Regions from separate parts of the Homo sapiens genome. Here all the other regions are linked to region 2. A link is an interaction called in ENCODE POLR2A ChIA-PET data of the cell type or tissue named here. Cell type or tissue: OCI-LY7. All regions are shown on one strand.

The links. Peaks named below come from ENCODE experiments on the same cell type or tissue, not always from the same donor. Only the 100,000 strongest peaks of a DNase experiment are listed, where the experiment ranks them.
Region 1: POLR2A ChIA-PET joins it to region 2 with 5 read pairs; 4 of 35 experiments call an interaction of 5 or more read pairs at or near these places.
Region 3: POLR2A ChIA-PET joins it to region 2 with 6 read pairs; 7 of 35 experiments call an interaction of 5 or more read pairs at or near these places.

The regions. Positions count from the first base shown.
Region 1 is chr2:121,770,310-121,774,309 of GRCh38, forward strand. No RefSeq gene overlaps it. Among named protein-coding and RNA genes, the nearest start is that of TSN, 17 kb to the left of the region's middle. In OCI-LY7, no CTCF peak of the experiment used is centred here; DNase peaks (open chromatin) are centred at 1,382 and 2,152; H3K4me3 peaks cover 1,193 bases; H3K27ac peaks cover 2,323 bases.
Region 2 is chr2:121,545,978-121,549,977 of GRCh38, forward strand. The region is part of intron 2 of CLASP1 (cytoplasmic linker associated protein 1); the gene reads right to left. Among named protein-coding and RNA genes, the nearest start is that of RNU4ATAC, 17 kb to the left of the region's middle. In OCI-LY7, no CTCF peak of the experiment used is centred here; a DNase peak (open chromatin) is centred at 1,884; H3K27ac peaks cover 871 bases.
Region 3 is chr2:121,428,645-121,432,644 of GRCh38, forward strand. It overlaps CLASP1 (cytoplasmic linker associated protein 1), which reads right to left. Exons shown (of 41, transcript NM_001395891.1): 20 at 1,429-1,533. Among named protein-coding and RNA genes, the nearest start is that of CLASP1-AS1, 100 kb to the right of the region's middle. RefSeq lists an enhancer at 839-2,038. In OCI-LY7, no CTCF peak of the experiment used is centred here; no DNase peak of the experiment used is centred here.

The sequences.
Region 1 (4,000 bases), 220 kb after region 2:
CCTCCCGAATGGCTGGGATTGCAGGTGTGTGCCACCACGCCCAGCTAATTTTTGTGTTTTTAGTAGAGACAGGGTTTTGCCATCTTGGCCAGGCGGGTTTTGCCATGTTGGCCAGGCTGGTCTTGAACTCCTGACCTCAGGTGATCCGCCTGCCTCGGCCTCCCAAAGTGCTGAGATTACAGGCATGAGTCTGGCCAGATATTCCACATTTTATCTATACATTCATCACATGATGACACATTTAAGTTCCATTTTTTTGGCTACTATGAATAATGCTGCTCTGAACATTAGCATGCAAGTCTGTGTGAACGTAAGTTTCTATTTCTTTTGGATAGGTACCTAGGAATCTGTGGTAAAAATGGTAAGTTTATGTTTAGTTTTTAAAGAAACTGCCAATCTGTTTCCAAAGTGGCTGCACTATTTTAAATTCCCACCAGCAATATATGAGGGTTCCCTACTAGGAGTTTAAATTCAAGACAATAACAGAAAAGATGTCATAGTCACAGTACTTAGTTTCTAAATAACTTTTGAATAATTGCTATAGTTTGGGAGCTGTAGCTTGAACTAGGTCATGAAAAGAAGTGAGTTTTTTTTTTCTTTCTATATATATATATATTTTTATTATACTTTAAGTTCTAGGGTACATGTGCACAACGTGCAGGTTTGTTACATATGTATACATGTGCCATGTTGGTGTGCTGCACCCATTAACTCGTCATTTACATTAGGTATATCTCCTAATGCTATCCCTCCCCCCTCCCCCACCTTTTTTTTTCTTTTTGAGACAGTCTTACTCTGTTGCCCAGGCTGGAGTGCAGTGGCAAAATCTTGGCTCACTGCAACCTCCACCTCCTGGGTTCAAGCAATTCTCCTGCCTCAGCCTCCTGAGTAGCTGGGACTACAGGTGTGCGTCGCCACACCCAGCCAATTTTTGTATTTTTAGTAGAGATGGAGTTTCACCATGTTGCCCAGGCTGGTCTCGAACTCCTGACCTCAGGTCATCCACTCGCCTTGGCCTCCCAAAGTGCTGGGATAACAGGCGTGAGCCACCACCGAAAGAGGTGAGATTTAGACAAGCATGGAACTAGGAGAAGGTCATTTTGGTTGGGCAGAATAATTGACACCAATGTGGAAACATATCACATTTAATGGGGTTAGGGATGTCACCCATGTGAGTGGAGGAGGAACTCTGGCAAGGTTGGATTGTTAGATTTAGGAAAGCTTGAATTGGGGGGTTAGGGAGTTTGGACTTCGAATGATAGGCATTGGAGGACTGAAGGGTTTTTTTGAGGCGAGGAGGGAGCAGCTTTAGAGTCAGTCTTAGTTTTGAATCCTGCATCTATCACGTTACCAATGGGGAGAGACCACAGGCAGGGACACCTGGGAGCAAGCTCTTGCTGTCTTTGAGGTAAGGGTCAGATTGGGTAGCTGGTGATAGGCATGACTGGGTAAGGGCAGATGGAGTGCACTGCAGAGCGAGAACTGGCCAAACTTGCTGACTGATGGAGTTGGGGTAGACAGAGAGGTTGGGGTAGACAGAGAAGTTGGGGTAGCTGAGAGAAGTGAAAAGCTGCCTGAGCTTCTGAAAGAATATCCATGGGAAAAGTGGAGCTAGTTTCTGGGGGAAGAGGAGAAGATGAGAAGTTCAATTTTGCAAGTGTTGAGTTTACTGTGCTAGATGTTGCACGGCTGGCTGTACTTTTTGGACTAGAATTTTGGGTGCCTGAGGCTGGAGGTGAGGGAGTCCTTTAGATATAGAGTGGATCTTGGAACTGTGACTGTGATGAAGAGGGAGCCCAGGGACATGATTGAAGACATCAAGAAGATGGGAGGAGCAAGAGGCCTGTGTCCAGGTCTGCCCAAGCAGGAGCTGGGGCCGTTATGTGACAGATGCACTGTGCTTTCTCTCCTACTGCACTAGAAATCCTTTACTTACTATGAAGACTTTAAGGTTTTTGGCTGAAGGAAAATAAATCTATGAAAATATGTAGAATCCTCATAGAAGAAAGCTGGGCTTGTCAGAAAAAAAATGACAAAGGAAGTAACCTATTTAGCCTGACCCTTACATCAGTTACTCAAGCTCATCTGGTGTTATTTAATACTAATTAACATTTACCCACAGCCATCTGCTCTGGCTAGGGTTGTGCGTTCATCCGTTGCAGCTGTGTTTTTTCATGATAGAATGCTGGCCTCACTGTCTGGACCCACCAGCTGGACCTGCCAGCAAGACCAGTTCAGAAGTCAGAAAGATCCCCCTTCAGCTTCCTCTGCCACGTCCCTGCTGTCAGAGCTTCCTTTGAGGAACCCTTTGCTCACCCTGACAATGGAAGTTAAGCCAGATAATTTTTCACAGTTGGGAAGTACAAAGGGCAGGATGTTTGCTTTTACTTTCTGGGGGAAGACGGCAAGATTGTTGTAATCATTTAAAGGGTTGTTTTGAAAGCACAGTTGATGGACTGGGCCCTTCTACTTTGATACACTATTAGAACCAGCACCAATACAACAAAGACTCATTTTTTTTTTTTTTTGAGACGGAGTCTCGCTCTGTTGCCCAGGCTGGAGTGCAGTGGTGTGATCTCGGCTCACTGCAACCTCCGCCTCCCAGGTTCAAGTGATTCTCCTGCTTCAGCCTCCTGAGTAGTTGAGATTACAGGTGCCCGCCACCATGCCCGGCTAATTTTTGTATTTTTAGTAGAGATGGCATTTCACCATGTTGGCCAGGCTGGTCTCGAACTCCTGACCTCAGGTGATCCACCAGCGTCAGCCTCCCAAAGTGCTGGGATGACAGGCATGAGCCACCGCGCCCCGCCACAGCAAAGACTCAAAATCAGTCAGTGTTACTGTTTGGACTTTATTTCTTAACTCTCAGATCTCCAAGGCAAAGAACAAAGGATCAGCAGGGATGGACCCAGTTTCGCTTTCTTCAGCTGTTCCCGGGAGAGTTTGGCCGTCAGTCTTCCTGGGATCAGCCCCGGAGGTGGGCATGAGTGGGTTAACGACAGGAGTCCTGCCCGGGGGACTTGGGGAGCCTGTCTTATGTCCTGTCCCACCCCCTCAAAGAACAAGGACATGACTTTATATTGTTTTATAAAACTGGTGAAATGGGTGCCCAGGTTCTTGGGCTGTGGCCTGCCTGTATCACCAAGCAGCTGTAACCTTTCCTTAAACTGAAAACAGAAAGAGGAATATTTCCCCAACTACCTTAACTGAGGAAAAAGGAAGTGGGGTTGGCACAAGCATTTGTGAGCTGACTCCAGAAGGAGAAGGAGAACCTTGGCTTTAATCTTCATTTAAAAAATACACATTGGAAGGAGGGGAGGGAATATAGTTGATACTGCCTGGTGTTCTGTCAGAGGTATGGTGGGAGTTGCAGGGAATATTTAAATGTCTGTATCATTGCTTCATGAGACATTTTGTATGTTTTCCTCCTTTTTGACTCGTGCTACTTTTATTAGAAATAAGAAATCATCATAGAACATTGGGAAATTGGCTGGGCATGGTGGCTTATGCCTGTAATCTCAGCACTTTGGGAGGCTGAGGCAGGTGGATTGCTTGAACTCAGGACTTTGAGACCAGCCTGGCCAACATGGTGAAACCTCGTCTCTACTGAAAATACAAAAATTAGCCGGGCATGGTGGTACACACCCGTAGTCTCAGCTGCTAGGGGGACTAAGGCGGTAAGGCGGGAGGATCACTTGAGCCCAGGAAGTCGAGGCTGCAGTGCCTGGGTGACACAGTGAGAACGCTGTTTCAAAAAAAAAAAAAAAAAAAAGGGAAATTGCCAAAAAATTATAAAGATGTGTATATATTTTTTTGCATTGTGATTTATCCTAAATATACTACTGACTTTTAAAAGACTTTCTGAGATACCTGTGAATTCTACTATGACCTTTTGATTTGATATTGTTTAGCTAATGGCTCATGTGAATGGTCCCTTCTCTTTGCTGAACTCCTTCGCAAAAGTGCAGAGGGTTCGGTTGGTCTGCAGTTCTCTGCAAGC
Region 2 (4,000 bases):
TTAAAACAGAAAGATTCTTAGAAGTATGGCATGCTTTACATGCAATGCCTCTTGGAAACAGAAATGATCTTTCAAGGTACTTTCCAACCATGGATTTCAAGGCCCTTTCCCTTTCACATCCCACCCCAACACATTTCCTGTGATTTATCACATCTCTATACTTTAGCCATGAGACTACCTCTCAGGGTATACCCAGAAAAAGTAAAAACAAGGAACAGCTAAAAAATTCAGTTACATTGGAAATAACTTGGCAGTTTCTTTAAAAACGAAACACACACGTACCCTATGACTGCAATTCCATTCCTAGGTATCTACCTAGAAATGAAATATAGAAATCAAAGTGTAGGGGGGTGGCCAAGATGGCTGACTAGAAGCATCTAGTGTGCGCAGCTCTCACGAGAGGAGCGAAGGGGCGAGTAAACACAGCACCTTCAATTAAACATCCAGGTACACGCATTGGGACCAATCAAGGAAACAACTCCACCCATGGAAAACGGAGAAAAGCAAGGCAGGACGGTGGCCCACTTGGGAGTGAAATGGAGCCAGGGGAACCTCCCCCATTCAGGGAAGCAGTGAGTGAATATGGGACCCCGGGAACCACGCTTCTTCCACAGACCTTTTTACAACCCTCGGGTCAGGAGACTGCCTCATGAACCCACTCCACCAGGGTCTTCAGTCTGACACAGAGCTACATGGAATCTTGGCAGAGTAGTTTCTCAGGCGCAAACAGAGACCCGAGAGCCTTAGATACCCAGGCTTTCTGGGCTTCAGGGCAAAAGGAGCTGCAATTCCATCTTTGGGTTTCAAGTGCCCAAAGCAACTAGGGGCAGACCCTGAGCATAGCATGGCTGCTCTATGAAAAAGAGGTCAGACTGCTGTTTTAAGCAGGTCCCTGATCCCATTCCTCTTCAGGGGATGGGCCCTCCCAACTGAGGTCTCCAACCACCACCTACAGGTGCCTTTGGGCTGGCAACAGATCTGTGCCTTCCTGGGACAGAGCTCCCAGAGGGAGGGGCAGGCCACTATCTCTGCTGTTTTGCAGCCTTCACTGTTGATACCTCCAGGTACTGGAAAATCCAAGGCAACTGGGACTGGAGTGGACCCCCAACATATTGCAGCAGCCCTACAGAAAAGTGGCCAGACGGTTATGTGGGTACCCATTCCCACATCTCCTCATCGGCAGGTCCTCCAGGCCTGGGCCTCCAGCCACCCCCTTACCAGAGCTATCCAGCCAGTAGCAACTCAGCAACTCCCTGGACAGAGACCACATGGCAACTGAAAGCCTCTCTGCCACTGCCGCTGCGGTGGAACTGCCCTTGCTACCCTCGGACTAACAAAGAAGCACAGACCCTAACTGCCTTATCCACACCTCCAACAAGGAGGGGAGGCTAGTCCGTCTCCCAAGGGCCCACCCACCCCCCTACTCTTCACCAGGCAGGGAACCCCCAGCTTGGGCTCGCAGCGAAGACCCTCCATCCTGAGCTGATTGCACTGAGTGACTGCTGACCTGCATGTCTCTGGGGTGGAGCCCACAGGAGACAATCAAATGACCCTCGGCCACAACCACTACTAAGGTCCCTTCCTCTGCTGCCCCCAAACTGGAAAAAAAACATAAACACTGAGATTGTCCCAGAGCTGCAATGGGCAGCTCGGGAATGCCAAGCTGCGATCTATAGCCAGTACTCAAGGTGGAGAGAAACCCACGCTTTTTGAGAATTGAGAGGGAACACGGCTGCAACTGTGAGGAAATACGGGGGAGCCACACAACCAAGCAAGAGTGTACCATGACCAGTATGCCTACGTGCCACATACCAGATCACAACCCAAAGCTTCAACACCAAAAATACCTCACTAACGTACCACCCTCTGAAACCAAAAACAAGAAGTCAGCTTCAAAGACCCTAAACAAAGACTCAGCCCTGTGAAAACATCCAGCAAATCAGTCACTTGACTGTACTCAATCTACACTGCAGTTAAAGGAACACCCAGACTTAGAGACAAGCAAAAAACCAATGCAAGAACTCCAGTAACTGTCATATGTCTCCCAACAACCACACCAGTTCTCCAACAAGAGTTCTTAACCAGGCTGAGCTGGCTGAATGACAAAAATAGAATTTAGAATATGGATAGGAACCAAGATCACTGAGATTCATGAGAATAGCAAAACTCAATCCAAGGAAAGTAAGAACCAAAATAAAATGATACAGGAGCTGAAGGACAAAATAGCCAGCATAAAAAAGAACCTAAAGGATCTGACAGAGCTGAATAACACAATACAAGAATTTCACAATGCAATGACAAGTATTAACAGCAGAATAAACCAAGCTGAAGAAAGAATCTTAGAACTTGAAGACTGGCTCTCTGAAATAAGAGTCAGACAAAAATAGTGACAAAAAGAATAAGGAATGAACAAAATCTCAAGAAGTATGGGATTATGTAAAGAAGCCAAATCTATGAAAAATTGGTATCCCTGAAAGGGAGAAGAAAGCAAACAACTTACAAAATATATTTCAGGGTATCATCCATGAAAACTTCACCAACCCTGCTAGAGAAGCCAAAAGTCAAATTCAGGAAATACAGAGAACTCCTGCAAGATGCTACACATGAAGATCACCCCCAAGACACATAATCATCAGATTTTCCAAGGCTGAAATGTAAGAAAGGATGTTAAAGGCAGCTAGAGAGAAAGGGCAGGTCACCTACAAAGGGAACCCTGTCAGGCTTACAACAGACTTCTCAGCTGAAACCCTGTAAGTCAGAAGAGATTGGGGACCTATATTCAACATTCTTAAATAAAAAAAAAAAAAATCTTCAACCAAGAATTTCATATCCAGCCAAACTAAGCTCTTTAAGCAAAGGAGAAATAGGAACCTTTTTCAGATAAGCAAATGTTGAAGGAGTTCGTTACCACCAGACCTGCCTTACAAGAGATCTTGAAAGGAGCACTAAATGTATTAATATAGTAGAAAGGAAAGATCACTACCAACAAATGCAAAAACACAAACCAGTGTTAAATATGCAGACCAGCGATACTATAAAGCAGCCACACAAACAAGACAGCATAATAACCAGCTAAGAACACAATGACAGGATTAAATACACATATATAAAACTAACCTTGAATGTAAATGGGCTAAATGCCCCCACATAAAAGGCACAGAGTGGCAAGCTGGATAAAAAAGCAAGACTCAATGGTATGCTGTCTTCAAGAAACTGATCTCACATGCAATGACACCCATAGGCTCAAACTAAATGGATGGAGGAAAATCTACTAAGCAAATGGAAAACAGAAAAAAGCCAGGGTTGCAATCCTAATTTCAGACAAAGAGACTTTAAAACAACAAAGATCAAAAAAGACAAAGATGGGCATTACATAATGGTAAAGGGTTCAATTCAACAAGACGACCTAACTATCCTAAATACATATATGCACCCCAACACAAGAGCACCCAGATTCATAAAGAAAGTTCTTAGAGACCTTCAAAGAGATTTACACTCCCACAAAATAATACTGGGAGATGTCAACACTCTACTGACAATATTAGACAGATCATCAAGGCAGAAAATTTATAAAGATATTCAAGACCGGAACTCAACACTAGACCAATGGATCTGATAAATCTCTACAGAACTCTCCACCCAAAAATAACAGAATATATATGCTTCAGATCATCACATGGCACATACTCTAAAATCAACCACATAATTGGACATAAAACAATCCTCTGCAAAAAAAAAAAAAAAAAGGCCTGGCGTGGTGGCTCACGCCTGTAATCCCAGCACTGTGGGAGGCAGAGGCGGGCAGATCATGAGGTCAGGAGATCGAGACCATCCTGGCTAACATGGTGAAACCCCGTCTCTATTAAAAATGCAAAAAAATTAGCCAGGCGTGGTGGCGGGTGCCTGTAGTCCCAGCTACTCAGGAGGCTGAGGCAGGAGAATGGCGTGAACCTGGGAGGTGGAGCTTGCAGTGAGCCAAGATTGTGCCACTGCACTCCAG
Region 3 (4,000 bases), 120 kb before region 2:
GGCATTCTTGGTCTTAACGGACTCAATCTATCCTGAACTGCATCCCTCATCATGTAAATCCATTCCTAGCCTTCTTTCCTAAACCTACTGAAGTAGACAGGGATCAAGGAGGCTCAACTTCAGCTAGGATGGAAGTCTGCTGATCTGAAACAACTATGACTATAAAGCTTGCGTCCATTTAACTATTACATGTTAGGCTCCTAATGCTCATTAAATCCTCATTAAAACCCCATGAGGGTGGGAACTGTTATCACTCAATTTACAGACAACGAAACAATGGCTCACAAAGGTTAAAAGACTCACCCAACATCACACTGGAGCCAGGATGCAAACCCAGTTTTGTCTGACACTGAAACCCATGCTTGTAGTGTATCACACTACACAATACAACCTAGGCCACAGGAAGGTTCTGTAGCCTCACCAAAGGCAGCACTATAACTGATCTTCTGCTTTCTTTGCAGAAATTATATAACATGAGGACTGCAGTTATCAAAGGGAAAAGAATTTAAATTCAGAAGGTGTTGAACAAGGCCATTTTCTATACTAAGGGAGCTCTTAAGGTTTGGTGCAGACTGATCACTCTCTACAACAGACAGACAGTTCCTTGGGCCACAAAGGAGGCAGGCAAATGTCAGCTAGTGAGTGCTGTGCTGTGGGACCGCATGCAGCTCCTGGGGACAGGAAGACTCTTCCTTCCCACGCTCACCTTGCCCAGGAGCACTCTGCTACCCAGCTCTACTCGACATGCATAGAGAGGAGGCGGGCCCCTTAAAAGAGGAGGTGGGCCCCTTAAAGTTTATGTGTGGCTGGAAAGTGAGACACCAAGTGAGGATCTGAAGTGTGACCAGAATAAATTCATTCCAGCTGTGGCTGCTTTCATGGCTAAGGCTAACAAACCAACTGACTTCACATATACAGAGACGCAATCATGGAAGCAGCTAGGCAAAGCAAGAGCCCACATGGCAGGAAGAGAGGTGCGGGCTGCAAATGTTAGAGCACAGAATTAAAGGGGGAGAGCTTTTAATGGATTTACTTATTTACCACTGGAAAGAACATAGCATTAATAGTTTTCTGCCCACGTACTGTTCTAAAATTACATCAGAAGGATTCCTTATCAATGCAAAAATGAGTCACAGAACAGATAAGCTACAATTTGACAGGCTTCAAAGGAGGGCGAAAAACTACATTTTAATGTTTAATGCTTAACAATACAAAATGTAAATCACCTGGACAGGAGACAAATGTATGCCTGAAATGTTTCATTTTTTAAGCTTACCCAACAAACAGTAAGATTACTCACAGTATCTCAGAGCCACAAAAAATGTGTTTTTCCCTCTGAAGTCAATATAGAGATTGTAAAATGTTCAACTGCAGAATGAGCTGTTGAATAAAACTGAGGTAAGCAAGAGCATAAAATATGTTTCTTACGCTGGGACTGTGAAACCACTTTAGCGCGACTGCGGCCCCGGTTATCAGGTGTAGAGGCGACGTTGGTGGCACTCCCAGAGCTTTGCCGTCTTGTGCGGATCCGACCTGGAGGACACAGCAAAAACAGTGTTTCACAACATTTCCAGTAAGTGCCACCTCCTCAAGAAAAGAAGCCATGCCCCAAAAGAGGGGCACTGACCAGCCAACTACATGGGGAGCAACAGCTTCTGTGAGCAGATCCTCCACACGAGGTCTGCCACGTCTCCCTGTGTGTGCATGCGCACATGCGCATATGATCCACGCACAACTGTTCTACGAACACAGGATGAACTCCTGAGATGGAGCCATGGACCTGCAGCTGTTTAGGTTCCAGCTATTTTAGTATGTTATCTCTTCAGACAAGGAAGTGATATCCATTTGAGGACATTTCCCATAATTTTTTCCAGATTAAATTTTCTTTTTTATTGTCTACAAATCTGACAAATTTCCAAAAACAGAAAATATTTACTGTCACTGTAAAAAACAAACTATAGAAAATAAGAGTAATACCAAAAAAAAACCCAAAATAAAAAAGTCTACCTTCTTAACTCAGCCATCACAGAAGCTATAGCTCCCCAGTGAATAAATGTGTTTTTGATATGCAGCATTAAACTTCTATTTTTAAAGCATGTAAGTCAGTAAGTTTCTAAGATAAAGAAAAGATAAAGCTAAAAAGAGAGATACAGCTAAAAAGAATCAGTATTAGGAGTACCTAGAGAAATGATGGCCCAAAGATAATCCAATGCTGTAGGCAGTTATGAAAAAATTACAGCAATTATTGAACCACGAAGCCATAAAAATAAAAATGAATTCAGAAACACAAAATCATTAGTGACCAGACTAGTATGATTAGCGATTAAACTTTAAAAAAAAAAAAAAATAGGCCTTTTTGGTTTCGAGGGAGCACAAAATGCCTCTCCGGCCGTAACTCAATGAGGATAGGAAAAACACAACCAACTTGAACTCCCACTGGCTTTTATGTTGTTCAAAATCACTTCTACCCCCACAAGCGACAAAGCTTACAGAGAAGTAATGCAGGAAGCAAATCCTAAAGCTTGAAAAAGTTTCAAGAAAGGAAGGTAAAGAGCAATGAAAGAAAGCTGGCATTAAAAAAATAATAAAACTAGTTAAGAATCAATGACTTTTCAGTTTAAGGAAAAACTTATAAATAAACTCTATAATCTATACAGAAGTGAAAAGCTATACCATTTACTAACAACTATATATGAGTCCATTCAGAATCCTCACAGCATATAAAGTAATCACTCCCATTTTACAGATGAGAAAACCGAGAAACAGGGAAATTAATTAATTTGTTCAATGTGACACTACTGGTCTAGATACCTGTGCCTGGCTGACTGGGAAGCCTATGAGTGATGACCTCTGATTTTCCTAAGGAAGTCACTGAGCTAAATCAAGGCAAATCACAAAGGCAAAGTGAACATGAAAAAAACAACTGAATTTAAATTCTTAAACTCATTATAAAATATTTAGGTCACAAAAAGATTTTTTAAATGAACATGTATACTCATTTAGCTTAAAAAATAAAAACTCTCTTTGCTAAACCTCTCGTATTCTACTTTCCCCCAACATTTGGTAACATGATCCTAAACCCAGTGTTCAGCATTCCCTTGGTTTTTTTTTTTTTTTGTAAATACATGTTTTCACAACCAATAACTCTGTGGTTTTGTTTTACATATTTAGAACGTTTTTAAATTATAACACAAGGTCTATATTTTTCTAAAGCTTACTATTTTGCTAATATTTTATGTGAAAAGTCACTTATGTATCGATAAAGAACGGATATACTTTATTTTTTCCATATAACTAACCAATGTTGAAATAAATTTACTTAACGCTTTTCTTACTGATTAAAATGCCTGATTGTTTATCAAGCAGCACTTATGTGTGTCTGGGTTTCTCAGCCTTCTAGTCTGTCCCACTAGTCAATGTGTCCATACCTACACGACATCACAATACTGTGATTAGCTTTTTATTAATTTATTAATTAATTAATATATGAGGCAGAGTCTCTTTCTGTCGCCCATGCTGGAGTGCAGTGGTGTGTGACCTCGGCTTACTGCAACCTCCACCTCCTGGGATCAAGCGATTCTCTTGCCTCAGCCTCCCCAGTAGCTGGGATTACAGGAACATGCCACCACACACCTGGCTAATTTTTGTATTTTTAGTAGAGTCAGGATCTGACCATGTTGGCCAGGCTGGTCTCCAACTCCTGACCTCAAGTGATCCACCCGCCCTGGCCTCCTAAAGTTCTGGGATTACGGGCAGGAGCCACTGTCCCCGGCCTGTGATTAGCCTTTTTTAAAAGACATCCTGCTAATTGGCAGGACAAGTAAATTCGCCTTTTCCTAAGCCCTTTGCTGTCTTCCATATGTATGTGCAGACACAATAACAACGCCTGTTGAAATGTTGACTGGCATTATGTGAAACTCTGGGTTAAGGGGAAAAGCTTTATAATATTGGTCTTCTCATTCATTGTATCTTCTATGTTTATTTAACTTTGTCAATATCT